Regions from separate parts of the Mus musculus genome. Here regions 2, 3, 4, 5, 6 and 7 are each linked to region 1. A link is a loop called in an ENCODE intact Hi-C map of the cell type or tissue named here. Cell type or tissue: left cerebral cortex. All regions are shown on one strand.

Region 1 (4,000 bases):
TTATGATGAAGAAAAGGGCATATATGTCTTTGTTGAATATATCAATACCTTATTTTCTTTTTCATTAAAATAAGAGGTTCTTTACCAATTAGCTTGAGAGTAAAAAATAAAATGTGGTTATTTTCTTATTAAAAGTAGAACAAAAACTGGCTGTCTGAGATTTACATAGAACTATTGGAAAACATATATATTTTCTGTGTTTAAAGAATATATTTTATCTGTTTAAAGAATTTTATCTAATACTGTTAGAATAACTAATGTCATTGGCTGTTGATAGAATTTCAGATGCCTTTTATAATAGCATATAACTTTGTTTTCAGAATTTTAAATGTGTTTTAATATCTCCAATGCTTACTGAAATGAGCAAATAAATTCTAAAACCAAAAGTATTCTTCTTTTTAATAAAAAAGAATTTTTTCATAAGAAAAATATTAAGTCATCTTTATAAAAGCAAGTATTAGGAGAGGGCCACTGTAAGCCAAGTATTAAGGAAAAAAAAAACCCAAAGATTTTTATTATGTAAAATAGTTTTTGAGTGGCATGAGGCTTTACCATATGTTCAGTTTTATGATTTTAATTTATAAGTAGAAGCTTCTAGAAAAAAGTGCTGTTTACTTCGGCACATCTTTACACATTTTCTAGAATTGAGTTCTGAATTAAAGTAAGACATTTAAAAAACCCATGGTCTTGGTGAAAAACAGGCTGGGTAAAACTGAATAAAAGCTGCCCGTATCTATGTGGATATCAGAGAAGCTGTTGACTTCTCCAAGTGTCCCGTAGGAAAGGGGCAGTTTGGTTGATTAATAGCCCATGATTGCAAATGAAATGGCAAAAGCAAAACAATAAAACATCTTTAATACTAATTTCTATCTTTAGAGAACCAGATGTTTTAAAGTGAAAATTCATTTTTTTTTCTGTCACTTCTGGAAGACTGCTTACCAAATAACAACAAAGACTGTGAATGTGGGTTTGTTCAAACATAATTTAAAACACATCTCACTTCAATGCTTATAAGTTCCAATACCTACACAGTAAAAAAAAATATATATATCTTGAAGTTGTCTCAACTCTTGCAACACGGCATAACAGGTATGTCCATTTCATTGTATTTGCATTGTGAGACCTCTGAATTCATTTGGGGAGAATTCTGAAATCAACCCCCCAGAGGCCTCTCCCCCATGCATTAAAATAGAAAATCCGATGGGATTACACTTATGTTTGCTCTCTAAATTATACCAAGAGCTCAGTTTTATTAAGTATAATCTGCTTAGCCATGCAAAAAATAAAATACATAGGTTTAGATGTGAGTTTATTTTCACTTATACTGATTTTTAATGGAAATATATTTTTATGTACAAGCAGATATGTATGGCTTAGTATGTGCTAGTATCATGAAAAGTAATATAACAGCATTACCTTCATCAATGTTTTTTAAGGTCTCATCATTATATTTATTAATAGCAATAACATAATTTACACAAGGGGGACCTACTATGCATAGCATTAATTCTTTGCTTCCATTATTTTAAATTATTAAGAAAATAGACCTTTATTAATGGGGAAACTTTACACATTTAAACGTGGCAATAATTTAAAGTTCTAACAGACTCTGAACCCTGAAAAAAACACTATTGTCATTTTAATTGAGTTATAAAATACTTTATTTGAAATATTTATGTGTAAGAATGCAGAAGAGTTGCAGCCATATAAATGTAGAATTTCAGTTTCTTTTAGCCTAAAGCATCGTTTTAACATTTTCTGAAAGGTTGTTCAATTCTACATTTTGATTCCATTATATGTGTAATTAAACCTCTATGCACAAAAGCATTCTCTTATGTACTAGCAAATATACCCACAGGAATTCTCTTCTCAACTATAATTTATTTAAACATGTAATCATAGGATTTTAAAACATGCTTTCATTTTTCCAAACTATATGCCAATTTGAACTGCTTTGAGATAAAATGAGAGATTTTATTACCATTTTGGTTTTTTTCCCTCTGTGACCTAACAGTGAGTTAAACACGGGCAGGAGGAAATAAAGAAAATCCATTGTAAACCTAATTCCATGTGTTAAACTGTTTCCCTTTTGGAGAATATAGAAAAAATAAAAGAGTTGTCGTTGTTTATGAATTCCAACACAATATGAACATTTGGGCCTGCAGACTTTTCTCCCGAGGCTTAGTTAGCCTAAGTAGTAAATAGCTAAGTGTGTGTGTGTGTGTGTGTGTGTGTGTGTGTGTGAAGCACGCGTGCTTGTGTGTTTGTGTGGGAGATTGTCTCTTGAACATTGTGGAGTCAGGCCCCCTACTGACAAGATCAGTCAATTGCAGACCTTGTCTTTGCTCCTGCAGCTTCGTCCCTTCCAATCAAGTGTGTGTGTGTGTGGGGGGGGGGGGGGGGCGGGGGAACGGGACAGCGGACTGAGGTTTTGATCATGGCCCTTTTAAACTTTCCGATGTGTGCACCTAGAGCACATGCCAGACTCCAACCGTAGAATAGTCCCAGCCAAGAATTACTTTAAATGAGTTTATGAATCTTTCCTCAGTCGTAGTAACATCCAGGGAAGCTGAACGCAAATTTGAAAAGAGGGAAAACTCACACTTGGATGAAAAAAAGTCTTCACTTCCTCTCATTTACATATTATAATTACCCTATTCTCACTTACTATTGTAGTAAACTGCTAAGACCTCTGCCTTTTGATCTTGGGTATAACAAGCCTTGAGCAAAGGCTTTTCTTATCAGGAAACCAAGCACTGGAGGTTGCTAAAGAAAAACCCTCGTTACTGTGCTTGCTCCTTGGTGTTCAGTATAAGAACTCCAGGCCCTCTTTCCTCACTCTAGGAGAGCATTTTTAAAATGTCCCCAGACTCAACTCAACCTAAACTGAATGTGTTTTTAATGACTCGGGGAGAGAAGCTTGCAGAGGGCAACATATCTACTTAGCCGCTTTTGTGTAGGGAGGTCTGTGGCTACGACCTTAAACTCCTGATACCCGCTCTCCTGGAACTGTATTAAAAAATAATAACTTCCACCCCAGTGTCGCTAAGCTTGGGTTTCCGACTGTCTGAAGATAGCTGCCGGGAACCTGGCCCACCGCGAGGATCAAGGAAAGCTCCTGGTGACCGCACCCTGCTCCCTCACGGAAGGGGAAGGGAACCCGGGAGGGCGCCTGTGAGCTGGAGTTGCTTCTATTTTGGGCCCAGCCTGGCCGGTGCGTCAATGCCTGCGCCCCTGCGTCACCGCCACCCCCACCCCTTCCTTCTCCATTGCTCTCCAAACTCTCACTTTTTCCCTTTCGTTCGCGTGGAATCGCTCCTGCCCACGGGGCGCTGACGCTGCCGAGCTCACACTAATAAGTTGTTCTTCACCCTGCCCCCCTCTTGCACCCCCACTTCCTGGATTTTTTTTTTTTTTTTTTTCCTCGCGCCCATTAGGGCACCGCTGAGCCGTAGCGGCAGCAGCTGGAGAGGCAGCCGCAACATCTGGGGGAAACTTAAGGTGGTCACGTAGGTTTCCCGGAGGCCGATGCACAGTGGAGCCCGCGGCTTGTCTGGGCAGCCGCAGGGCACCCGATGGCAACGCCTCTGCAGCCACAGGCTCGCTCAGCTTGGAGCTGGCAAAGGCGGAGGTGCAGGCTAGGAATGAGCAACCCCACAACCCCGAGAGTTCCGCGGTGTTCTCCCGGGGTGTTAGGATCACCGAGAGGGGGCCGAGGTGTATATTGCACACACACACACACACACACACACACACACACGCACGCGCACACACACACACACACACACACACACACACACACACACACACACACACCGCTCGCCCGGGTAGCTTGGGAGCGAGCCAACGCTCGGGAGAAGGGGAGGAGGAGCGCTGTCCTGGGAGAAGAAGGGGACCCTACAAAGTCGCTCTCCCTTGGCCTCAGTCCCTTCCTGGTCTTGAGAGAAACCCGAAGAGGCCTGTCTGGCCAGCTTCACGGGGGTACTGGGAGTAGGGTTAG
Region 2 (4,000 bases), 120 kb before region 1:
CAACCACATGATGGCTCACAAGCATCTGTACAAGTACAGTGTACTCATATACATAAAATAAATCTTAAAAAAAAAAAAAAAACTTACATCCTGACTATGGACAGGATAATGTAAGAATTCTATCAGTATGTCAACATCATTCATCTCATTCATCCACAGTGACAATCAACTCTTTTTTGACTGTCTATAAGAAGCATTAGTTATAAGACTCAGCAGTGGGGTGTGACATCCACTGAGAACTGCTAACTCTGTGCCCTTTTCATTAACAGTGAGGCATGCAACTGCCTTCCCATGGTTCCTAGAATGACTTATTTATAAGGTGACTATGTGACTAATGCTCTCAGAAAGCAGAGTTCTAACAGTTTTGTCTCTCATCCCAAATTCTTTCCCATTGTTCACTGAGGTGAAGGGTTAGGTTGCTAAAATGAAGGAAGTGTGGTCGTTTGACTAATGTCTCTATGAGAAACAGGGGGAGGTTTCAACACTCATCATTAAGGCCCCAGAGACAGCACATGCTATCCACTGGGCAATGGCATCCAGGCCCCATATGCTAACCAACAGCTCCCAAGAAGCCCCATGGTCCCAGAGAGGCCATCACCAGCACTTTCCACGTTCAAAAAGAGAAATTCCAAGACTCTCAAACTTTGAAATACATGCAAGATACAAAGTTTTGTTTTAAGCAAACAGGGCAACTTCCTTCTCTCACCTACTCACACAAATTGACAAATGTAACTTTTGGCTGTTTCTGTAGCAACCCCTGGGATATTTACTTCTTGTAACACTTAGATGCCCCTGTCATTGAACTTTTGTAAGAACTTGTGTTGCTTGAGGAAGGCTGTTTCAGGAGTACGTATATCTTCCTAAGGGATAAAGGACGGTCTAGGGACCATCACCTGCTAAAAGCCTTCCTAAAGCTGCAGCACTCAGCAAACTTTCTTTGGCAAGACACAGTTGCTTTGCGGAGAGAGGAGGCTGTTGCCGGTGTACACTTTGCATTTCCTCCTGGGCCAGTCACACCCCGGCAACTGAGTTTCTCAAAGAAAGCCTCCTCCCCCTTGCAGAAGGGTCTTCCCCGCCTCACCTCAGAAGGAAACAGCAAGCCTCCGCATCAGACAAGCCACTTTCACAAGTTAAAACTTTGCATAAAGTTTCATTGATGTGGGAACGCCCTGCCTCCAGCTAGGTAAAGCGTATCTCAAACGTATTCCAGTCTCGCCTAACCCTGAATGAGAATTGTGCTCCTCCTCCGTTGGTGGGAACAAATTCACAGTCTCGCCCCAGTTTCCCGCCACCACCACCTCCACCTCCGCCACACCGCAGTCCCACCGAGTCACACAAGTCAGAGAGGGACCACTTCCTCCTAGAAGCCGAGGCAGAGGACCAGGTCGCCAGGACGCACACACCTGAGATCGGTCGTCACGCGCAAGGGGTCGGCGAGCAAGGGAGTCAGGATCCTCCAGCCAGAACGGAGTCGGCCTCACCGAGAACCAGAGTGGCCCTGAGCTCGCGGCGAGCGCGCCGGGATGTCACCGGGTCAGGCGGGGCCACCGTAACCCGACCCGCCCGCCGACGCCCCTCCCGGCCACTTCCTCCTCCCCTCGTGCGCCTCCGCCTCCCCGGGGGATGATCCGGCAACTCAGCCACCGCCTTCGCCGCGACACCGCGGCCCGGGCGACTCTGCCCGGCAGGGAAATGCGGAAGTGCAGCCGGTGGGAAAGGGCGGCTGCAGACCCGGCGCTCTGGGTCTCGCAGGGACGTGGGCTGGCCATGCCCGAGGTTATCGATCCTGCCCTGAGCCCCGGCGGAGCACGACTCCATACCCTGCCACTCCTTGCTAGCTGGAGGAAAGAAGAGAGGGCTGAGCTAGGCCGGGGAAGCCGCTGTGGTGTTGGGTTTCTGTCCCTCCCCACGCGGGCCACTCCTGCCATCTGCCCTAGGGGGAGGACGTTTCCCCCGCCTGCTGCCTACCGGGGTTGCCTTACCTGATCACCCGTCGCGCGCCCTTAGATCCGGCGTCCCCTCCTCCGCGCCTCCCAGCCGCCAGGCTTCCCTGGGCCTAGAAAGGCGTCTAGGAGTCGGGGGACTCTAGGGACTCGGCCTGCAGCTCTCGGCCCAGATACCCCAGCGTGTTCTGTGGGCGCTCCAGGCCTGTGGACCCCGGGCCTGAATGTTAGCACCGGGACCCGCTGAGAAGAACAAGCCAAATCAGCAAGGGTGGGATGCTGAGCGCTGGCCCAGCGGGCCGGGCCTCGTACAGGTGGGGGGAGGCGGAGAACCCTGGCTGCGGAGCCACAGGCTTCCCACTTGCACCCCCTCCCAACCCGACCCTGCCCACTGAGCATGCCCAGCTCACTTGTTGCAACTAAAAGGGTTAAGCAAAACCAAGGGTACCCAAGGAGGGCTCAGTTCGGGTTCCGAAAGACCCCACTTTAAATCCTGAGATTATGGTGTTGAAAAGTAGGCAGGGACTGATCCGAAAAGCTCCTCGTGCCAAATTAGTTTGAAGGAAATTGTAGCAGTGTTTAGTAATCAATTGCTAAGTCACATACATAGTATTCTTAAACCCTGTAGAAATGCCTATAGTTTGGGGTCACAAACTCACAGTAACTTATGGCAAACAAACCCTCTGTAAAGGCAAAAGAACTTGTTCCTGGCCTTGGACACGCTAAATTTACGAACTAAGCTTCTGTCGCTGTACCACTGAAAGGGTTTGGAAATAAGCCAGGGAATCTTTAGCGTTTAAAATGTGCCTTTCACAGTACAGCTATGGTGCCTGGTACAGCATCACCTGAGAACTTGGCAGAAATGCAAACAATCTGAGCTAGTGGCTACCTGAGTCCCAAACATCCGAGTTCCAGCTCCAGACCTAACCAAGCATTACAGAGGTCCAGATTCACACTAAGGGTTGAGAGCTGATGTTCAATAGCTCGGTCCTAAAGGATTCTAGTTTGAGAGCCCTAGAAGTAAGCCACTGACTTTCGGTTTTCCTGTTTTTCAGATCTCAAATATTTACTTAGAAGTTCAATGCGTTTCTCTGCAAAGAAGTAGGTCGAAATCAGGGTCCATGCTGACTTCCCACTAATTCACCTAAAAGACTGCAGTTCCTGGAAATGAAACCATTCCGCCATTGACTTTCGCATCCTAGTGCCTATAAAAGATGTTTAAATGTTCGTTGGCTTTAAGTGGATGCTTAAGTGAACAGTGTGTTTCTGGCCCAACTATGTCAAGTCTTTCTTCACTAAGTACTCCACCCATGAAGGATTCAGCTCTCATCAGAAACCCATGAGCACCCATCAGACCTCGGCATAACTTAGACGACAGAGGAGAAAAATCGGAAGCCCTGGGCAGCATTGCACTTGACAAATATGGGCCTCAAAACAAACAAAAAAGATCAGAACAGGAAGCATCCAATAGGATTCATGAAGAGCCCTAAAGGAAAAAGATGCGACAATGTGGGAAAAGGGTAAAGAGCCAGGAAGCAGCCCCAAACAATCCATGTGTTTCTTTTGAGTCCTCTCTGTCAAAACCACTGCATTTTGGCATTGTTCCTGTGTATATCACATTTCATCCCCACCACTGCTGAATAAAAGGAGCAAAATTAGAGAGGAAAATGCTCTACAGCAGATATATTCATGAATTAAAACTACTGCTTGCTTCCAACTGCTCAGATCACAACTAACTTAGAACATGTTTGTTTGTTTGTTTGTTTTAAAAAATAAAATAAAACAGCACATCTTTAATCCCAGCTGCTTGGAGATAGAGAATGGCCATGAACTTGACATCAGTGTGGCCCACATAGCAAATTCCAGGACAGCCAGAGCTACAGTGAGGCCTATCTGAAGCAGGTGGGGGGGACAGACTCATTTTTTCAGTGAACAACAGATAATTTTAAAATGTAAAGGTTTAAGGTAAGTACTTTAAAATATCACAGAGACTTATAAAATCTCTTCACCTACTCCATTCATGTCTGGTTTGTTTTTAGAGACTGGGTCTCTAAACT
Region 3 (4,000 bases), 260 kb before region 1:
CTCACAAAGCATTTAAGGATCAGGGCAACTGTAGCAAAGTGACATTACAGGGCTATGTAAAAATAGTTAAATAGAATCAAAATGTCATTTTTATTTGGATAATAATGTGCATTAAAAGTATGGTATTGATTGTTTACCTTAAATGCCCTAACTGCAGCAAATTAGTCATTTCTGACCTTTTATGATTATTTCCCACTGCAGGACCAGCCTGAGACATAAGCTAATACATCTCATTTCTTATTTCTGCCCAGATATAAAACTAACAGTAGCAAGAAGGATCATAGTACAGGAGTGAGCCTCTTTATCCCTGATGGGTTTTTGGTTTTTTTTTGGTTTTTTTTTTTTTCCCACAACAGCCTAGAGTCATCATATTTTGGTCTGTTTTTTTCAAATTAAAAAAAAAGCTAACTTATAATACAAATTAATTACCAATGTGTTAATAAAAGTTCCAAAATATATAGACTATTTGTTTTATTTTCCTTAGGGTTAATATATAGTAATAGAAGCATCCTCGTGGCAGCAGTCAATTATTGACCATTGCATAACATTTATTTCCAGAAAGCCTCACTCCATGAAATAATGTTCAAACTTCTTAGAAATGAGGATGTATTAAGTGGGGTGACATTCTAGACAGCTATATTTGTGTGTGTCCATATGTGTGTTTGTACATGTGGGGGGTTTCCCAGCTGACCAGTTCTACTGCTTCTCAATGAACCATTTGCAACCCCCCCAAAACTAGACAGAGACAGAAGCAGCTGAGATGCTCTGAACTGTGACAACTGCTGGCTTTAACTGCTACAGGGACTGAGACAATGTAAAGTTTTTCTAAGGGACAATTCTCTACCCCTTGCTTCCTTGCAAACTCGAAAGGAACTCCGAAAACTCCAACGCATGTAAATTAAAATTGATTTGGAGCAAGTCAACATTTCACAGGTTTTTTTGTTTTTTTTTCCCCCCTATGATATGTTGCGTGGCCAAGCCATCCCTGCTGAGGGCTTCCTATTAATTGAGCTCTCGGTCCAATAGTGGGCTCTCTGACTCTAGCCCTCACTTGTCTACCATAGCTGTGATGGTTAAAGGCTTCTCCGGTTTGTCACAGAGTTTAATATGCACCCTACATAATTATGCAGGATTCACTGTGCTATCAAACTGCAATTCAAATTAGTTCAGGATTAAAGGCACAGAACAGTACTGCTTCCTTAATTGCATTGTAGTGTGCTGATCACATTCAAATACCCATTACTCATTCCCTCTGTGGAGCAATAAGTCAGGGGGATTAATATTCAGGCAGGTGACAGGGCCAAGCCATTAAAAAGCAGTTATGCAGAAAGCATGGCTGGTTTTATTCACGTTAATGAAATCAGTGAAATGAAACTGTAATAGATTTATCAAAGCTCAGATGGATTTGCTGTAAATCAGTTTGATTCAAGCAATCAAACTGGACAATAGAGATAGTTTTCAGCTCTAGCAATGGGTGTCAGAAAGCAGCATGTGAGAAGCGCTGATATTCTTCATGTATGGATGGAATAGCCACCTCACGCGCAGGCCTATTCCCTAACCACTGCTGCTAATTTTTTTGTCTTTTGAACTAGGTGCCAGTGGCTGATAAAACATACAGCATATCATCTTAATACAGCACTTACACTGTTTTTATTCCTCATTTTTAAGTACCCTAGAACATCAATTCTTTCCGATTGCTGGCAAGGTGGGGGGGCGGGGAGGAAGTTCCACAGAGCACAAATTAGCATTTACTCTCCCTTTACTGTCCAGAACAGGACAGCAACTTTGGCCAGGGCATCGGGACACAATTAGCACAAATGTCCCCTACACCTGAACAAGCGCAAAGGGGAAACAGGTCATATCACCATTTCACATTTCAGCTTCTTCTGACCCAGAAGCTCAGAAGAAGCTGAAATTTTACTTTTGTTCTGTGTCTAATGAAATAATTTGATATCCATTAGAGGGCAGCATAAGAACAAAAACTCAGCCCAGCAAGGGAGACCTCCCCTGCAGAGAGACAGCACCTCAGAGGTCACCAGAGACTTTTCCAGGGCAGTCACATTGCCAAACCTAGAGCAAGGGATGGAGAGAGCTGGAGTCCCAGAGATCTGGAATGCGGGATGCGAATAAGGGAAATGTGACTCCAGCCACAGCACACAGCAATTCAGCACTCCTGATCTCACATTTAACGACCCCACCCCACCCCACCGCCACCCCCTCATTCCCCATTAGGATTAAAGGAGAAATGCCCCTGGCTTGAGCTCAGAGGCCTTCTCTGTATTTTGTGCACCGGTTTCTGTGGCTGAAGCCGCAACGGAACTGTGAAGTAGTGAGCCAGGTTTTTGTTTTCATAAAAAGTACATCCTAAAGAGTAGGTTGTATGAAGACTTCTCTAATTGGTCTAATTTTTAATTATTAGAAACAAATTGTTCGAGGGAACTACAGCCAGTTTTTAATGATCCAAAACAGAAGTAAATGTTCTGGTCTATTAGCATCCTATATGGAATAAATCAATATTAAAGCTAATTAACCCTTTTCCAAGGCATTTTTGCCTTGGTTTTTATTTAATGGCTCGGTGCTGCTTACAGCATGGATCAAGCTGGCTAAGCTCCTTTTAAAAAATAGCCCGCTTTCCACACAGGGCAGCAGCTCACGAGGACAAGCATCTTTACCAAGATAGACTTGGCTTGGCAGAGCCTACAAAGAACTGACCGTGGCTCCTTAAAAAGCTGACAGGAACATGGCGGGTGAGCGTCAGAGCCAAATCACCTACTCAGGACCGCTGTCGTAATGCAGCTGACTTCATTTACTGATTTTAAAAACTATTTCTTAGAGATTTCAGGTTTTTTTTCCTTTTAAGGATATTTCTTGCTGGAGATGAGAGGGGTGGGGATCCACGGAGAACTGGTTTCACTCTAGGTCATGTGTGAAATACAAACCTATGATTTAGCCTTTTGAGAAGAAGCTATGATTTTTTTTTTAATAGTGTTCAAACACATAGTACCAAGCACCCACCTTTCAGGACATAAATGACTACTTTGACATATGAAACCAATGAAAATTATATACATTATTTAAAGAACTCAAGACCCATCCCCCCCTTTTGACACAAACAATCACAGGGCATACTTTAATATCAAGCTATTTTTGACTTATAAAATAGATGATATATTTTGTACATGAATTAAATTCTTCACGGTACCAGAGGAATTAATTTGTAATGTTATGAAATTTTGATTAGCCTGCTGTAAAATCAGAATTGTTTACCCCAAGTGTCTACAGTCTGACTCTCACAGTCTCTCCACACAGATAATGAAATGAACCAGGGCAGTGGGGTGGGGGTGGGAAGAGTAATTTATGAAAACATGGTACACCATAATTTTGCCATTTTTCTGCAATAAGGATGGCAAATGATTCATGGGATAAAATGAAATATTTCTCACTGTCATTTCAATGGATCTAAGATTTACAGCTTCTTAACTTGGATAGGAAAAACTCCGTATGCATAAAAATGAATTGTAAATCAATTAATGATGGGGATGGAGGGGGGGAAGCGGATAGTGAAGCAATGGTGAGAAAAGCTAACAAGCAACATATAAATGGGGTGGCTGTTTACTCTAACTCAGGGAGGACGGGGCTAGGAAGGACAGAAGCAGCCCTGGACTATATGAGGGCGCTGAGGACAGGTGAAATAGAAGTGCTATGTTAACTGAGCTTGTTACATTTAGATTATTTAGACAAACAAACTCAAGTAAATCAAGATTGGAGTTAAAGAAAATGCTAATAAATATCTAATCCCACTTGTACAGAATGAGATGAGAACCAACAAAGAACACTAAGTATGAGGGCCTAAGGCAAGGAGATGTGCATGTGTGTGATATGTGCGTGTGTCTGTGTATGTGTGTGTGGGGGGGGGGGTGTATCTGTGTGATATGTGTGTGTCTTTCTGTGTCTGTGTGTCTTTAATGCTTAACACAAGGAGGTGGATGTGTATGTGCGT
Region 4 (4,000 bases), 200 kb before region 1:
CCACAACTACTGTAGCCTTCCTTCCCAAGCCCCAAACTGAGCAGTAAAGACACCTTTGAACGTCCCCAACCACAGCAGCCAGCAATCACACTGTGAATTTAAGATCAGGAAAGAACCACAAGACTCGCTCAAGTGTCTCTCAGCCTATGAATGGCAAGCGTAGTGTCAAAGCCACTGCCCTTGGATGCCATTTCCTATCCAACAACCACTTATTGGCACAGGAAAAATTGGGGGCCATATTAAAGGAAACTATTTTTAACAGAAAAGGAATCTAGCGATTTTAAAACTAATCAAGGAAAAAAAAAATGGGGCTGGAGTGATGGTAGACATATACTGGGAACATAAGCAGATGAATCAATCACAGTGAGTTTGAGGCCAGCCAAGACTACATAGTGACACCCTGTTTTAGAAGAAGAAGAAGAAGAAGAAGAAGAAGAAGAAGAAGAAGAAGAAGAAGAAGGAGGAGGAGGAGGAGGAGGAGGAGGAGGAGGAGGAGGAAGAGGAGGAGGAGGAGGAGGAGGAGGAGGAGGGGAAGGGGGAGGGGAGGGGGAGGGAGGAGGAGGACTGGGGAGTTGGGGGAGGGTTCAGTGCTTACAGTGCTAGATGCCATGCCTAGCCACCTGAGTTCAATTTATTTTTCAACTTAATTTTATATTCAGCATATGAGTGTATTTCCTGTGTGTATAACTGCACCACATATGCGCCTCCTGTTCATAGAGGTCAGGAGAGGACGTCGGATACCTTGGAACGGAAGTTACAGATGGCTGTGAATCACCATGTGGGTGATGGGAACCAAAGCAAGGGCCTCTGAAAGAATAAGTGCTCTTGACCATCTCTAGCCCCCTTTTTCTAAAACTGTATCTGTCGAGCGTATAATTTATAACCAAGATTTTGTCTGCTTTTTTGTTTGTTGGTACACATTTTAAAACAGGGAGACCTTTGCTTTTTAGCACCCCAAACTCATTGTTCTTGTGCCTTAGGCTCCAGGGTGCTCACACTGTGAGCATGCATAGCACGCCAGGCTCCTTTCAGAACTTTCCCATCTGTAGAGCTCCAGCTTATCAAGCCCAAGACCTTGTACATTTGAGGCAAGGGCCCTGCCACTGAATAGCATGCAACACCTTGCTTTTTTGTTTCTTTGTTTTGTATTACAAAGAAAAAAAGGTATATGTTCCCCATAATGACTTCTTATTTGCAACCTTCAAACTTCACCTTTGAACACTGAGGTTGTAGGCATGTCCCCCCACCTCTGGAATATTTTGTCTGATTTACAAATTGAATTCTCATTCAAGGATCTGTTAAAATTATGATGAAGCTACAAAGGATATGTGGCTGTGACTAGATACTAGATATTAAGATACCATTCAGCCCGGAAGCATGGTTATGTTTAAAGCAGAATCTTTACCTTTGCAGGCATAGACTAAGGACTGGGATATAACTCCACAATACAGTTCATGCCCAGCATGCACAAGGGAAGCCCTGCATTCCAGTCCAAGGAAGAAGATAGGGAATTTTCAAAACAGATTATTCTTGACTTGAATGTTTGTCAAGTGAGTTATATGGAGGTCACGTCTGCCATGAGTTAGCTTACAAGTTTTGAAAGTAGCTGTTGTTGCATCATATTGTATTGTATGGTACTGTTCTCATTTATTTTCTACAGATGATAAAAACATTTCTTGTTGAACTGTCTTTTTTTAAAAAAAAAAAAAAGACATATTGACAGGTATGGTATCACCTGCCTCTGATCAAGGAGAGAGAGGCAGGCAGATCTGTGACTTTGAAGTCAGCATGGTCTGCATAGTGAGTTCCAGGACAGCCAAATCTACACTCTCAATGAGAAAACGAAAAGGGGAAAAGAAAAAAAAAGAGGGAAGAGAGAAAGAGAGGAAGAAAGGGGAAATAAAAGAAACATTATTTGGTGTGTGTGGGTGTTTTGCCTGTTTATCCTGTGCACTGCATGCATGCAATTCCATTGGATGCCAGAAGAGGGCTCATACACCCTGGTACTGGTGTTCCAAAATTAATTGTGGTTGAAATATGAAATGTCCCCCACGGACTCAAGTGTTTGGTTCACAGCTGGTGCTGATTAGAGAAATTGTGGACCCTGTAGTAGAGTCTCACTATAGGAAGTAGAACACTGGGTGTGGGTGGGCCTTAAGATTTTACAGCCTATCCCCACTTCCCATTTGCTTTCTGTGATTAACAAATTTCCTGCCCCTGACACCAATATTTTCCTTACCTACCATGTCTTCCTGTCTGTGATAGCTACACAAAAGGGTAGAAAATAAACCCTTTTCTACCTACGGTTACTTTTATGGGAGTGCTCTATCACAGGAATGAAAAAAGTAAGATAAGCCATCAGTGACGGACAGGAAAGGTCATGATAGCATAGTCGTCATTCTGTAAGGTTCTTTCAACTAACCAAACACCTGTCCAATTGGATGTATCAAAAATATTAACACAAAATGTTTAGGTACATTCTCCTTTCCTTCCTGAAAAGTATGGACCTTAATATCTGATCCTAACATACATATAAAGGATTGAGTTGACTAAAAGGACTTGCTAAAATTACTTGGAAAGTGTACTGCTAACTGGCACAAACGAAGTAAATTGTCTCAAAACCCATAGGCTCCTACTAGCGGATACAATGATTGGTTAATGGATTCCGTATTTACTTTGAGACAAATAAGCAAACTGAGAGGGCAAATACATGGGATTTAATATAATAGCTTTTGCCCTTGATACCTTTTTGCCCCATCCAAGAAAAGGGCCATTGAGCAAGAGTGGGGGAGGAAGAGTCTTCTCCTGAACCTGCCAGCTCTATCTGCTCAGGATGCTTTATACAACCCCTGAAGACCCTGGTAAGTCTTTAGCGGTTTTTGAAGCTTTTATATACACACAAGGTACACTATGAGTAACTATTATCTCTGTGGGTTACATCTGATCACGTCTACTTCTGTATGATTTTCTTTTAATGTATCTACATGAGAATGAAAGCCTGGTATTTAATACACGCTTGCCAAGCGAGCAATAAACAATTGCCCAGTTTCCCGGGGGCTCCCGTGCTCTGCCTCGTCATCAGCAAGCTGAAGCATATGCTGAAGGTTAGCCTGGGTAGACGCAGTGTGTCCTATTTATTCAGGGTTTCCTCGGAAGCCACAGTTTATAAGTTTTGTTTCTTAGGGGTATATGTCAAATTTCATTTAGCATTAGTTGGTATCCAGATATACTGAATAGCAAAAAGGCAGCATTTGAGGGCAAAAGAAAAAAAAAATGCCTGCTATGTGAGCAATGATGTCAGCTTCATTTATGTAACCAACAAAAAAGAAGAAGGGAAATGTAACGGGAAAGAGGACACGAGGAAATCAAGACCAACAGCTATGTGGTCAATTTAGAAGTGTAGAACTATGCATGGACAGAATACTAAGAAAACAAATATGCTTTATGTTAACATCCAAAAGCCAGAGAATTTTCTTTGAAAGCATCTTGTTTTGAATCTTGAAATCACAAACATTATCATTTACTTGGAACATGTCCCTGGGGACAATGGTTTTGTTTTGTTTTGTTTTGTTTTGTTTTGTTTTCCTGAAAAGGTTTGGCAATGTTTTTTGGGGAAAATCTTGAAAATTTAACTACGTAAGCGGATGTTTGTACAACTAATACTTCAGAACATTTCAATGAAAACTAGAGATGGGTAACCATAGAACCAACCCAAATGTAGCAATACTTGGAAAATGACTTGTTTATAACGGTTTTTCTACTTACTTGCTTATTTAGACTTCAAAATAGACTATAAGTTGGGTATCCTAGCCTAAATTCATCCATATACAGTGTGATTCCAAATACAGTTAAATTTGTAAAGCAGCTCTCCATAGTAACATTAACCATACTACATCACCCTGTTGCTAAGACTCATCCATGCTGTCCACTTCAGTCATAGTTTATTCATTTTCAATGCTGCTATAACTGTATAGTGTATATAGTGTATAACTGTACAGTG
Region 5 (4,000 bases), 240 kb before region 1:
GAAACTCGTGCAGCTCAACCTGTCCATTTTTGTTCAAATCTACTTCGCAGAGAATTTCATGCAGTGTGTTTTCGTCCATTTGTACATTGATACTCTAGGCAGGGGAGCACAGAGAGGTGAGGGTTAAACTAAAAATTATGTGTAACTTCCTGATAATGTAGCTAGACTGTTCAACCCTTAAAATGCTACTTGGAAAACATGCAAACTAATATTAATTTTATATCTTTCTATACCAGAGAACTAATAATGGGGTGGGGGAGTATGTATCACCTCTAGGACACGCTGAACATCAACAATGGTAATGAAGCCTTTTTCATCTTCATCAAACTTGTGAAATCTCTTCTTGTACCTGCAACCCAAAATTGAATAATGGCAGATAGTCTTACATAAAAGAGTGGACAGGAAGAGGAGGAGGAGGCTATGGAAGGGGAGGACGGGAAGAGCATTGAAAGTACCTATCGATGTCTGAAGGCAGCAGGCTGATTTCAGTGCTATCTGTAAGTTGTTCTGTTCGAGACTTGTAGCCCATTTCATAGTACAGAAATCTCGTGGCTGTTTCAAGTTCTTCCTACAAAGGAGAAGGCACATGCACAAAGGTTGCAGATTAATAGGAGTTATTGACTCCCCCTGCCCCTTTTATCAGCAGAAACTGATTCTCATTGAATCAACATCCAGTTTTACTGACATTCCACCACTCCCTCTAGTTGGGCAACTTAAGACACAGTCTAATAACCACAGATACAAAACACTGTGACCTTAAACACTTGCTGTGTTCACCTGCATTTGTCTGGTTCTTCCTAAAGCTTTGGCTCTAGCTAGGCACACTCTTGTGGGGCTTGCGGTCAGTTCATCCTTTCTTAAATTTCATAGAGCATGTTTTTCACCTCTCTGATTGCTTCCCCACACCATCAGGATGCCCGTTCTACATGTATGTGGTACTACTGACTGCTTCCCCACACCATCAGGATGCCCATTCTACATGTGGTAACACACACCACAGCTTCTTTTTACTGTAGTTGCTCTTGTGTGGTGTTGACTATCAAATTCTACAAGAGCACATTTCCTAAAGCGTGGTGACAAGGAAAGCATATAAAAATGAACTCTATATGACTTGAGCAGCTACTCTAGCATGGCTGGCAGTGCCGGTGGTCAGCCATGCAGAAGTTCCGGCAAGGGCTTCTGACAGTCAATCAGCACAAAGCTGGCTATCCTCCACAGTCTGCTAGAGGCTCTCAGAATCTCAGGTCAGCATCTGCAACAAGCACTGCCCTTATATCCCATTTGTCACTCTCGCACCTAACTAACTCAGGTGACAATATTACAGTATATACTGTTTGCAAATCTCTCTTCACTGGTATAAATGTAATAAATAAATGGTATAAATCACACACACACCTACTTCCCACATCATGTATTCCTTAAACCTATTTTTATATGCTCTAGCCATGTGACTTACTTTGGCCAATAACATGACTGGTATAAGATAATCCACTTTTGAAATATGGCTTAAAGAGACTTCCTAGTTTTCTCTGCCTCTCTTGTTCCTGTTCCCTGAGAGCAAGCATGACTTAGACAGACATGGAGGAGAAGCATCAGATGCTGGCTGAGCTGGGTATGGTAGTGCACGCCTTTACTTCCAGTGCTCGGGGAAAGTCATGGAGGCAGAGGCAAGCAGATCTCTGTGAGTGACAGCATCTACATGTGGAGTTCCAGGACAGCAAGTGCTACATAAAGCATGTCTCAAATTCAAAAACAAACAAAAATCTCTGCCTGTGTTAAGCCACTGAGAAGGGTTTTTAAGATTCATTTCTATTATATTTTAATTATGCCTATATATGTATGTGCGCATGTGGGGTGCCCATGGCATCCAGCAGAGGGCATCAGATTCCCTGGGGCTGGAGTTTCACGAGTGGTGAGAGTGGTGAGTTGCACAGTGTGGGTGTGAAGCAGTCAGTAAGAGCTGCAAGCCCTCTTAATGACTGAGTCATCTCTAACAGCCTAAGCCACGGAGATGGGTGCCATGCACCATCACCAAGCAATAGCCAATGCATATCTTAAATTCCCAACTTCACAGGCCCCATGTGGTGAATGTGAAACTGAAATGACCATCGACGGAGGCTGGGGAACACAAAGCACTGTGCACACCGTGGCAGCGGCAAGGCTTGGCATTCTGTTTTCTTAGACAGAACGATTTTTGAGAGTATTCCTTTCCACCTCCTTTCTCTTCAAAAATAGATGCAGCAGAAGAAATGAAACCTCATGAATGCTGCATAATACTGAATGTAAAACTAAACAAGTGTGTCTACATCTACTTTTCTGTGATTAAATAAAACTCGAACTCTCAATCTCCAGTGATATTCTTCACTGCAGACTTCTCTCTTTACATGAGAAAATCCACCAGTCACGGCTTTAAAATGGATTGTCTTGTTCAATGACTCCTTTCCGGCTACTTTCTATAAACTATTCTAAAAGTCATGTCCTTGGACATGCTGCCTCTGAGCCTTCCCTCCAATGACAATCTCTTACGTAATGCATATTCTTTCACTGCCTATGAAGTTTATTCACCCTCTACCAAATAATTGTGATGTTTCAGAGGAGGAGGAAATCTGTCCATCCACGTCACAATGTAGCTTCTTCCTAAGTGTGTTTCCATTATGGACTGCCTGAGCCATGTATCTAAATCACACTGCTACTTGTAATATGCCTATTAAGACATTTTAGGTTGAGATTAGATATAATCTCCAATTCTTCCAACTTACTTGGGATGACCAGGACGTTGCTACAGTAGAGCCATCCGAATCGTAGGTTACACACTGAAAGCAACGTCAAGTACTTTACCCCTTAGAGATTTGTTAGTCAAGAGCTTCAACAGAGGCGTGACTTCAAAGCCCTATGTCATTTGGATGTTTTCTTCCAGACCAATTGTCAGAAAACAAACAAGCAAACAAACAAACGCCATGCTCCTACAGAGATAAAGTACCTACAAAGGAGTAATATCTTTCTAGTTATGTGAGCTATCAAATAAAGAATACATTAGAGTAGGGGACAATCATGATCCACTGTAAATTGATTGGCAGTCATAGTCAACTAAAGCTACTCTTTTTCATGCCTGTTATATTGCTAAGCCTGTCAGACTTAGCTTGAATGAATGAAGTTCGTCTACCCCAGTACAAGGTTTATCATTTGTCTCTATAAAAACTCTCCTGGTACACTGGTGGCTATTGTTTTAGCTTATTATCAGAAATGCACTTGCTCCTATGCTTATTGGCACACCAAGAAAGCACAGCATCAGCCCTGTAATGTAAACGCTTGAACCAAACTAGACTAGGTCGAGGGGACAGAGCGCTGTAACCTGCTATCATAAGACCCCTTCAGAGGTCAAAATTGGTGATTTGCAAAAAAAGATTCATGGGGCTGTATGAAATACAGTATATATCACTTCTATAGCATTCTCTTGATCCTTACTGCAATGCAAAAAGGACATGTATGAAAAAAAATTTTTTTTTCCTTAGGGGCCCCTTATTTGCATGAATAGCCTACACTTCTTGCTAAATTATAAGAAACATAGTGAACATAATAAAAATTAATGAGCTCAATTAAGAAAAACAGCCAGGATCAATGTGAAGACCATTCCTAGGTCACAAAGACATATTTTGCTTTCTGCTCTTTAAAACTGGTATTGCACTTGCCTCCTTCTGTTTTTCTAGTCTTTTTTCTATCAGGTTAATTTAGGGATCACAGAAAAGAAAAAATCCTAACAGCAAGTTCCCTGACTGGAACAAAATTGGTGAGGAGTCACCTCCTATCTGACTATGTCTTCTATCTGATTGAAAACTGAAACTCAAGGACTCACAATGAAAATCAAGATGTACCTCATATGAAAATTACGAAGTCTCCCTGTCTCTCTTCTAGACAGCATTTCCCTAAATATGTTCTGAGTGACGCTCATGCCCTTTCCTGCTCGGCCCTCCTAAAAAGCAAGCTTCATCTGAGGTCTCCA
Region 6 (4,000 bases), 63 kb before region 1:
GTATGTGTGTGTGTGTGTGTGTGTGGGGGGGGGGGTGTCAGTAGGACAGTTCAGTTTTCTCCTAATAACTTAAGTTGTGTCAAAGTTTCTAATTCCTCATTCTCATTTCTATTTCCAATCCCTAAAAATATTTCCGTTTTTCTGACTGTTTAAAATAATTGGCCAAGCTGGGTGCTGTGGCACATGCCTTTAATCCCAGCACTTGGGAGGCAGAGGCAGGTGGATTTCTGAGTTCAAGACCAGCCTGGACTACAGAGTGAGTTCCAGGACAGCCAGGGCTACACAGAGAAACCCTGTCTGGAAAAAAGGCAGTGTTGGTGCATGCAGAGGCAGGCAGATTTCCGAGTTCCAGGCCAGCCTGGTCTACAGTGTTCCAGGACTGCACAGAGAAACTCTGTCTCGAAAAACAAAACAAAATCAAAATAGGATATATATCTCCATTATATATTATATCCACATATAATATATATTATATCCACATATATATAGTATAATATATATACATATATTATTACATACATATATATTAATATATATATATATATTATACACACATATAAATGAGATCAAAGTATTTGAAAATAGGCTGGAGATCATAAAGTTGTATATAGAGTAAATCTTCATACACTTGCATTCTTTGCCAAGAACAAAACCAAGTAAACACAAACTCCCACCCCAAAACCCTCATACAGTTTAACAAAAGTTAGAATAGTAAGAATTTTAAAATGTTAATATTTTGCCAATATTTAACGATCGTTGAATTTAAAACTCTGTGACATGCTCAATGATACATGTAGAAACGTTTTCTGCCCTAAGATTCTGTGATCAGTGGAACTATCTTCAAATACAATGTATGTAAGTGAGATTTAAAAACTTAAGGAGAAAAACAAAAGAATTCTGTTTCTTTTCCTAATTTTTAAATATATATATAAAAACAGAATTGACACAAGAATTACTCATGTGTAAATATATCCTAGTATAGTATAACAGAACACCATAATATGTGCTTGCATTGGTGGTTCAGTGGTAGAATTCTCGCCTGCCACGCGGGAGGCCCGGGTTCGATTCCCGGCCAATGCACTTGCCTTTTTGTTTCAAATCTTGTTTTTCTAAAATATTAACATTAATGAAGAAAGAAACTACGAATTTTTCTTCCTAGCATTTCGTTTCACTTGTTTTCCCAGCAATCACTAGAGTGAGTTTTCCACACTGCAGATTTTTCACGGCCTTTTTGTTTTCGGTTTTCGATGTTGTAGTGGTGGGCAAAATGTACAAGTGAAAATCTTTTCTTTGAGAAAGAATGAAAAACAGAATTCCGGCTGCTTGGAGATGCCGGGGATTGAACCCGGGACCTCACACATGCGAAGCGCGCGCTCTACCACTGAGCTACATCCCCCAGCCGCTAACTGCTCTCTTCATATGCCTACTTATACAAAGAACCCAACGCTCCTCTAAACCAAGGAGTCAGTCTGACTTTAGCAGATTCCACAGTGCATTTCTTTTTTATAATCCTTTCTCAGGCTCTGCTCGTGGTACATCTGAACCGACCCGGTGCAGGGAGCCCGCAGCTAAACTCAGCGGCCAGGAGAGTCGCAACCAGGCGGTCAACGCCAGGTTCCAGTTGGAGCCGGGAGCCTTGAACTGCCAGAGGGGCGGGACCGAGCGCAGCCCAGCTCTTTGATCCTACTGCGCAGGCGCCAACGATTCCTGGCGGGTAGCATAGGTTCTGAGCTTTTCTTTCAGCTAGGTTACAGACTGGGTCCTCTACAAGTCGGCTAGTTCGCTGGGCCAGAAGAAAGGAACTGCGGACACCATTCAGGTGACTCAAGAGACTTGTTGCTGTATATGCCTGTCTCTGCATTTAAAACTTTTGTGGATTTATCTGGGTACCCTGCACTTTTGGAAACCCCCTATGTCTCAGGAAAGCTGCGTAAAATCTATGGTTTACCTAGTGACGTTAACATTTATGCTCTGCTGTTTGGAGGACCAAATGCCCGTAGATTCTTTTAGATGGAGGTTACAGTCAACTCTTGCAGCAGAAAATGATTTTGCTATTTGCTCCTCCTTTGCATGATTCTCAACTTGAAACAAAATGATGCTGTCCCCTTCTTGGTGGCTTAGACTTGTATAAATGTTAAGATAGGGTGGAGAACCTGCTGTAGACGGCTTTTCATTCCTTTTCTATTTACACCTTGGGTCAGTCGGACTGACTGATATATATATATATCGTTTAATGTCCTCCATCTACCCTGACCTAACCGCACCTCAGCCCTAAAGTTCCAGGTGGTTGGATGCAAGCTAGATGGTTCGATGGGCTATGAATGAAAAGACGAGTGTATCTCTTCCAGGTGTATTTAAAACTGATTCCATTCCAGGTGAGGCTCAGTGGTAGCAGGGTAGGTATATGGTGTAGGCAGAGCAGCATCAGGTCGTTTCCATTTAACCTGTTAGGCTGAGGCCATAAAGCTGCGGCAGCGTGAAGGCCTGAAGTTTCCTCACCCTTCGCTTGTGCTCTCCAAAAGGCAGAGCAGAAAGCAGAAAAACGTCAAAAGTCACTGGGTAAACCACCAGCTTCATAATCACATCCTGTGTTAAGAATAAGCAAATGTCCACATATGCTTACAGCCATTTAAACAAATGATAACTCTGATTTTGTTAACTAGAACAAAGCCACACGTGGATCTAATTCAGCTATAATAAGGAATGTTTCAAAAGAAGTGGGGGAAACCAGTGGGCCGTTATCAAGGAGGCTTGCTCTATACCCAAGAATATCCCTGCATTCCTTTCCAAGACACTAGAACACACATTTCTTTCTTTCTTCTTCTTTTTTCTTTTATTATTCTCTAATATATTACATATAGACAACAGCTTTCCCCTCCCCTCTCCAACTCCCCTCTCCCCCATCTATTCCCCTATTCCCCTACCCCTGTCAGTCTCTCCTCAGAAAAAAAAAAAAAAGCAGGCTTCCCAGGAACATCCACCAAACGTGGTATAACAAGCTACAATAAGACCAAGCACAAACCATCACATCAAGACAGGAGCAGGGAACCCATAGGGAGAAAAGGGTCCCACAAGTCGTCCCCACTGTTAGGATTCCCACAAGAACACCAAAGGAGTACACATTTCCTATTTTCTTTTTTCCTTTTCTCTTCTTTTCTTTTCTTTTCTTTCTTTCTTTCTTTCTTTCTTTCTTTCTCTCTCTCTCTCTCTCTCTCTCTCTCTCTCTTTCTTTCTTTCTTTCTTTCTTTTTTTTTTTTTTTTGGTTTTTCGAGACAGGGTTTCTCTGTATAGCCCTGGCTGTCCTGGAACTCACTTTGTAGACCAGGCTGGTCTCGAACTCAGACTAGGCCATCTTCTGCTACATATGCAGCTAGAGATATGAGCTCTGGGGTGGGGGGTGGGGGGGTAACTGGTTAATTCATATTGTTGTTTCACCTATAGGGTTGCAGACCCCTTCAGCTCCTTGGAGGAGCACACATTTCTTAAACTGATTCTGAATCAGAAATTGGAGTCAGAATCAGTCTCTACCCCAAGGGTTTCAATAGGGAAACTGGGAAAGATGCATGTTCTTCTAGCAACTTGTTCTGGAATTCTCCTTAGGATTCCTTTCCTCAACCTTCTGCCGATTTAGCTACTACCAGAAGCCTTCCCTTTTTTCTCAATCAATTCTGGTTTGTTTGTTGGTTGGTTTGTTTTGGCTTCTAAGGCAGAAGCTTGATAATTAGCCTAGGCTGGTCTTGAACTTGGGACAATTCTCCTGTCTACCCCTGAGTGTGTGGATAATAGAATTGGCACATGATGCAAGCCAGGCTCTCAGTAATTTTGAGGATTTCAGAGTTAAGACCAAGGAAGCCTCATTTTAAATGCTCCTTCTCCAAGTCCACAGATCCAAAGCCCCTGGAGAGTCACCTGATAAAGCAAATGAGCCCTGGCTCTAAAACCAGCAGAGGCTGTGGTGTGGCATCACTGGTCTGGCTTGGGCCAAGTGGATAGCTTGAAC
Region 7 (4,000 bases), 1.0 Mb after region 1:
AAAATATATACATGAAGTTTTTTTTCGAGTAACATCTTTTTTATATTTACAATGATCAAGTTTATATTCTAAAGTCTCTAAAGTACTGGGGAGGGAGAGGGGTGAAGAAACACAGCAGGCCCTTTGCTTGATATGTTTTTTTTTTAATCCTCTAGTGAATTGAACAATTTTTTTTTACCCAAATTTTTCTACTGTTTACCAAAAAAAGGATTCTGATTTAAACGACTAAAGTGTAGAAATCAAAAATCTACCTTTTCCCCCTATCCTTTGGGACAGACCATGTTTAGCATTGTACTATTATTATTTTTTTTTTTACACTGACCTGAACTGCCATTGGACTGAGAAGATGCTATAGAACAGTTGCAGTTTTGTGAAGGCAGACAGACCAGTGTGTTCCAGACTCTCCATTAAATGACTAAAGACTTGGCCTCGGCTCTTCTCTAACAGAGTGCAATCTAGACTACTAACCCACTCCAGAGCATGGACAGAGAAAGCAACTGAGTAACCTAAAATACTTGGTGGTTTTGTTTACTTTTAAATGTGTGGATGAGGCAAACTTTACTCCTGGTAGGAGGAGAGCCAACACACAATCAGGAACTGCACTTGGTTTTTATCTGAACTCAGGTCGGGAATGAATGTTGTTTTTTTATTTTTATTTTCCCCATTGCTTGGGTCTAGCCTTACAGTCCTTTTCAATTGTCTTGTTCAAAAAGAACTGATACACAGGAAGTGAAGGGGAAAAGGGTCACTTCTCCAAGATGTCCAATTCCTAGAATAACTGCAGAGGGGACTGACTTCCAGTTGGGGAGGATTAATACATTTGAATAAAGGTTTCACAAGATGGGCAAGATATAAAGATCTAAATCCCTTGTCCTAAAAGTTTTTTATAGTATTTGAAAGGAAAGACATATATTTAGTATTTCTTACAAATGTATCTTATTTTCAAAACCCTTTCTTCAGACTCCTCAGAGTATTGCCTCTTGTCTGTGTCCTACCTTGGAGTGAGCCACTGTAATATGGTGGAAGCTCCTCTTTACTAGTAGTTGACTCAAGAAAACTGAGTTAGGCCTTTAGTGAACACAATTATTATTCTACATCTTCCATTATCATGTTTTAAGGGGAGCCTGCCTTCCTGGGGTGGTGTCCTTGGCCTGGAGATCAACTGACTTGGTTAGAATTTTACATCCTCAACCAGGCCAAAAATTCTATTCTCTGAACCAGGAGAACTCTTGTGTTATTAGGCCTTCACTGCTCTAAAGCACTTGGTTTTAAGGATGACAAAAGATTTTGTTTGTTTGCAACATTTTTCAAATTGTTGTTTTATATATTGTAAAAACAAACAAACAAACAAATGGATGTTAATATAGTGTGAGAAACTGGAGTTGTTGACATCCGCTCCGTATTCAATCATTGTCCAAGGGTCTTCAGAGTCTTCATAAATTTATATAAAATAAAGTTAATGAAGAAAGATACAGTATTAAGAAGAATTTCTGTACTATTTCTGGCATCATCGATACTACTCAGACAATTCAGCATTTTCTTTTGGTTAGCTTCTTTCACTTGTGTGTTTAGGATAAAAGATTTAAGAGAGATTAAAGAAGCCATTTTCATGTAATGTTATGTGCACATTCAATTTATCACGTTCCTTGTGTTTTGCATTACCTAATTGATTAGTAACCAAAACTTGTGTGACAAGATTATTTTGTTCATCGTGATGTGGATGATGAAATATTAGGATGCCGAGTAACTCCTAAGCCACAAAAAAGGTACTTGCATATTTAAGACAACCCCAATAAGCAAGTCTTTATCTTAAAGTTTATCTTATGAGGTATTCTGACATAACTCATAGCTCAGCATCTTTTTCACGGACAATGATTCTGGCCCCTTTCTGTTTTTTTTTTTTCTAAGAAGATTAACGTTATAAAAATTATTGAGTAAAGTAGATTTTCTTGCATAATTTAAAAGCATAATACGTATGTGTGTTTGAAAAGATCAATAATTTCACCATTCAAAAAGTTAGAAAACTTTGATGAGGTATGTTACATGAATTCAAATGTACAGAAGTTTTCAGCGAATGAACCATGCATCAGATTTCAATATTCTAGTCATAGCCTTTAAAGTAAACTTGAATTTCTTATAAGATTCATTGCTTCTATTGTGTGAGTGCAACTTTAGCCTAAGAGTTCCTGGACTGTGTGTGGGCGTTCATGGGCATATTTTTTATACTTTGGCTCTATCTAGTGGCCTGGAAAGAAATTACATGTAGGTGTGATACAGTACAAGACTTGGAATTATACAGTTAAAGAAAAGAAAAGTGAAAGGAAGGATGGAAAGCTACGTGTATCTAGTATATTACAGCAGGGTAGTTTTGTGATCTTGGAAACTACTATGTTTTTGTTTTTGTTTTCTGAATGTTCTCTTCAAATTAGGGAACTGCTTTTGTATGTAAGCCACATTCAAGCTGTGGCATCTTACCTTTTACGAGAATCAAAGGCCTTCAGTTCTTTCATTATGTATTCCTCTAAGATTTCTGTCTTATAGAAGAATAGAATCTGCATCACTTATAGCAGAAGTGAGACAACATCCTTACCACTTCTCCAAGTCCCCCATGTCCACGGCCCCCACTCCTGTGTCAGAGGAAGAGAATTTTGCGGAGGTTCTCTCTGAGTGATCTGTTCATTTTAGTGACGCAGAGTTGGAACAAGATTATTGAGTTCCGGACATTATTTTTAATTTAACAATCTTTGGATTCTCACATCAAATCTATGCTTTCCTCCCCATTTCATGTTTTTCCACCTTGAAGGTCACAGCAATTCTTTGAGCAGTAAAACCATAGTATTTGCAGCAGAATGTGTGTTTCCTGTAATTGCTTTAAACAGGTAAACGCCGGTGCTCTAATCAAAACGACCATTTCATCTAAACAGTAAGCTGCTGGGTTTTTTTTTCCCCCTTCCAGGAGAACATGTAGCGTTTAACCAAGAACACCCTTAAGCTTGTAAAGGAATGGGTAATTTAAAGTAGCTAATGGGGATGACAATGCAGCTTGTACTGCTCGAAATCTAATTGTCAATATGAAAGCCTCTGCAGATTTTACCAGCAATAACTTCCGTGCTGCTAAGCTAACCTACAGCACTTCCAATTCAATCCTGCCAGAGCAGCAGCCATGTACACTCAGCATTGCGGCTCAATCAGTCTTGTCCTGAGCAGCCGGAGATTTCAAAATGGCTCAACTGATTGGCTCTCCATGAAACAGTGCACCTGGTTTGTGCCTACACAGATGGGCATACTTCGCTTATTGGTGGGCATCTTAGTGGCTTTTAGAGATGTGACTACTGAACCGGTTTGACTGTTTGAAATTGCAATGCAGTCTTCTGAGCCAAGAGAAGGTCATTCCTTTTGAAGAAAAAACTTTTTGAAAAATAACAGGGCCTCCATAACGCTGTGCCCCTCCTGATTTAATTTTTAATGGCTTTAAAAAAATAAAAGAAAACCTTCTACATCAGAACAGCTTTAGGTTTGCTACTAAAAAATAAAATACTGAATGCTCAGACTCTACTCCCAAATTTTCAGGCATTTGATTGCAGCACACATGTTGGAAATAATACTGAGAGATTATTAGATAAAAATTGATGCCTGTTTAGTTTTTCCTTAATCTTATCTTACTTTTGTGAGATTGTACTCATTAGTAATCGCTTCTCTCTTACTTAATTTTACTCAGAAAGTTTGCCATCCCCTAACTTGTAAAATTAATCAATTAATTGTGCGTGTGTTCGTGCTTGCATTATTTTCATGGTTGGACTAAGGAGGTGTATTTCTATGAGAAAACCAGAGAATTCAATACCATTGCTGACCATTTTCTGAACTCAGACTGTGAATTCAGACTTCTGGTGTTGAACTGAACACAGACTTCTCAGTGTTCTTGGTAACCTTAATATATTATCTAGGAGGCAAATGTCAGTTTTCTTCATTTTTTTAAATATGCATATGTGTGTGCCTGCAT

The links. Hi-C counts contacts between places; a loop is a spot of excess contacts. Peaks named below come from ENCODE experiments on the same cell type or tissue, not always from the same donor. Only the 100,000 strongest peaks of a DNase experiment are listed, where the experiment ranks them.
Region 2: a loop joins it to region 1, with 4 times the contacts of the local background. A loop is called at or near these places in 23 of 42 quality-filtered maps.
Region 3: a loop joins it to region 1, with 6 times the contacts of the local background. A loop is called at or near these places in 13 of 42 quality-filtered maps.
Region 4: a loop joins it to region 1, with 2.3 times the contacts of the local background. A loop is called at or near these places in 13 of 42 quality-filtered maps.
Region 5: it touches region 1 in a loop (2.3-fold over the local background); 14 of 42 quality-filtered maps call a loop at or near these places.
Region 6: a loop joins it to region 1, with 7 times the contacts of the local background. A loop is called at or near these places in 17 of 42 quality-filtered maps.
Region 7: it touches region 1 in a loop (5-fold over the local background); 9 of 42 quality-filtered maps call a loop at or near these places.

The regions. Positions count from the first base shown.
Region 1 is chr2:57,116,070-57,120,069 of GRCm38, reverse strand. It overlaps a transcript of Nr4a2 not described here. Among named protein-coding and RNA genes, the nearest start is that of Nr4a2, 3.0 kb to the right of the region's middle. In left cerebral cortex, CTCF peaks have their summits at 2,315 and 3,159; DNase peaks (open chromatin) are centred at 2,830, 3,239, 3,619, 3,929 and 1 more place; H3K4me3 peaks cover 1,625 bases; H3K27ac peaks cover 1,736 bases.
Region 2 is chr2:57,235,971-57,239,970 of GRCm38, reverse strand. Gpd2 (glycerol phosphate dehydrogenase 2, mitochondrial) reads right to left here and starts at 1,589. Exons shown (of 17, transcript NM_010274.3): 1 at 1,404-1,589. In left cerebral cortex, no CTCF peak of the experiment used is centred here; DNase peaks (open chromatin) are centred at 1,282, 1,571, 1,980 and 2,246; H3K4me3 peaks cover 2,230 bases; H3K27ac peaks cover 1,578 bases.
Region 3 is chr2:57,372,850-57,376,849 of GRCm38, reverse strand. No RefSeq gene overlaps it. Among named protein-coding and RNA genes, the nearest start is that of Gpd2, 140 kb to the right of the region's middle. In left cerebral cortex, CTCF peaks have their summits at 1,764 and 1,965 (motif pointing right); DNase peaks (open chromatin) are centred at 2,091 and 2,689.
Region 4 is chr2:57,314,248-57,318,247 of GRCm38, reverse strand. All of the region lies in intron 6 of Gpd2 (glycerol phosphate dehydrogenase 2, mitochondrial), which reads right to left. Among named protein-coding and RNA genes, the nearest start is that of Gpd2, 78 kb to the right of the region's middle. In left cerebral cortex, a CTCF peak has its summit at 1,977 (motif pointing right); a DNase peak (open chromatin) is centred at 2,021.
Region 5 is chr2:57,360,599-57,364,598 of GRCm38, reverse strand. It overlaps Gpd2 (glycerol phosphate dehydrogenase 2, mitochondrial), which reads right to left. Exons shown (of 17, transcript NM_010274.3): 14 at 456-568; 15 at 271-349; 16 at 1-94. Among named protein-coding and RNA genes, the nearest start is that of Gpd2, 120 kb to the right of the region's middle. In left cerebral cortex, a CTCF peak has its summit at 1,866 (motif pointing right); a DNase peak (open chromatin) is centred at 1,970.
Region 6 is chr2:57,179,474-57,183,473 of GRCm38, reverse strand. BB557941 (expressed sequence BB557941) reads left to right here and starts at 1,720. Exons shown (of 3, transcript NR_040356.1): 1 at 1,720-1,819. 4930555B11Rik (RIKEN cDNA 4930555B11 gene) reads right to left here and starts at 1,643. Exons shown (of 4, transcript NR_040633.1): 1 at 1,549-1,643. n-TAcgc8 (a tRNA gene) reads right to left here and starts at 1,396; the gene lies at 1,325-1,396. It overlaps n-TGgcc8 (a tRNA gene), which reads left to right and starts at 1,010; the gene lies at 1,010-1,080. In left cerebral cortex, CTCF peaks have their summits at 1,378 and 1,615; DNase peaks (open chromatin) are centred at 1,103, 1,413, 1,659, 3,945 and 1 more place; H3K4me3 peaks cover 1,814 bases; H3K27ac peaks cover 1,191 bases.
Region 7 is chr2:56,112,901-56,116,900 of GRCm38, reverse strand. No RefSeq gene overlaps it. Among named protein-coding and RNA genes, the nearest start is that of Mir195b, 670 kb to the left of the region's middle. In left cerebral cortex, a CTCF peak has its summit at 2,251 (motif pointing left); DNase peaks (open chromatin) are centred at 2,221 and 3,170.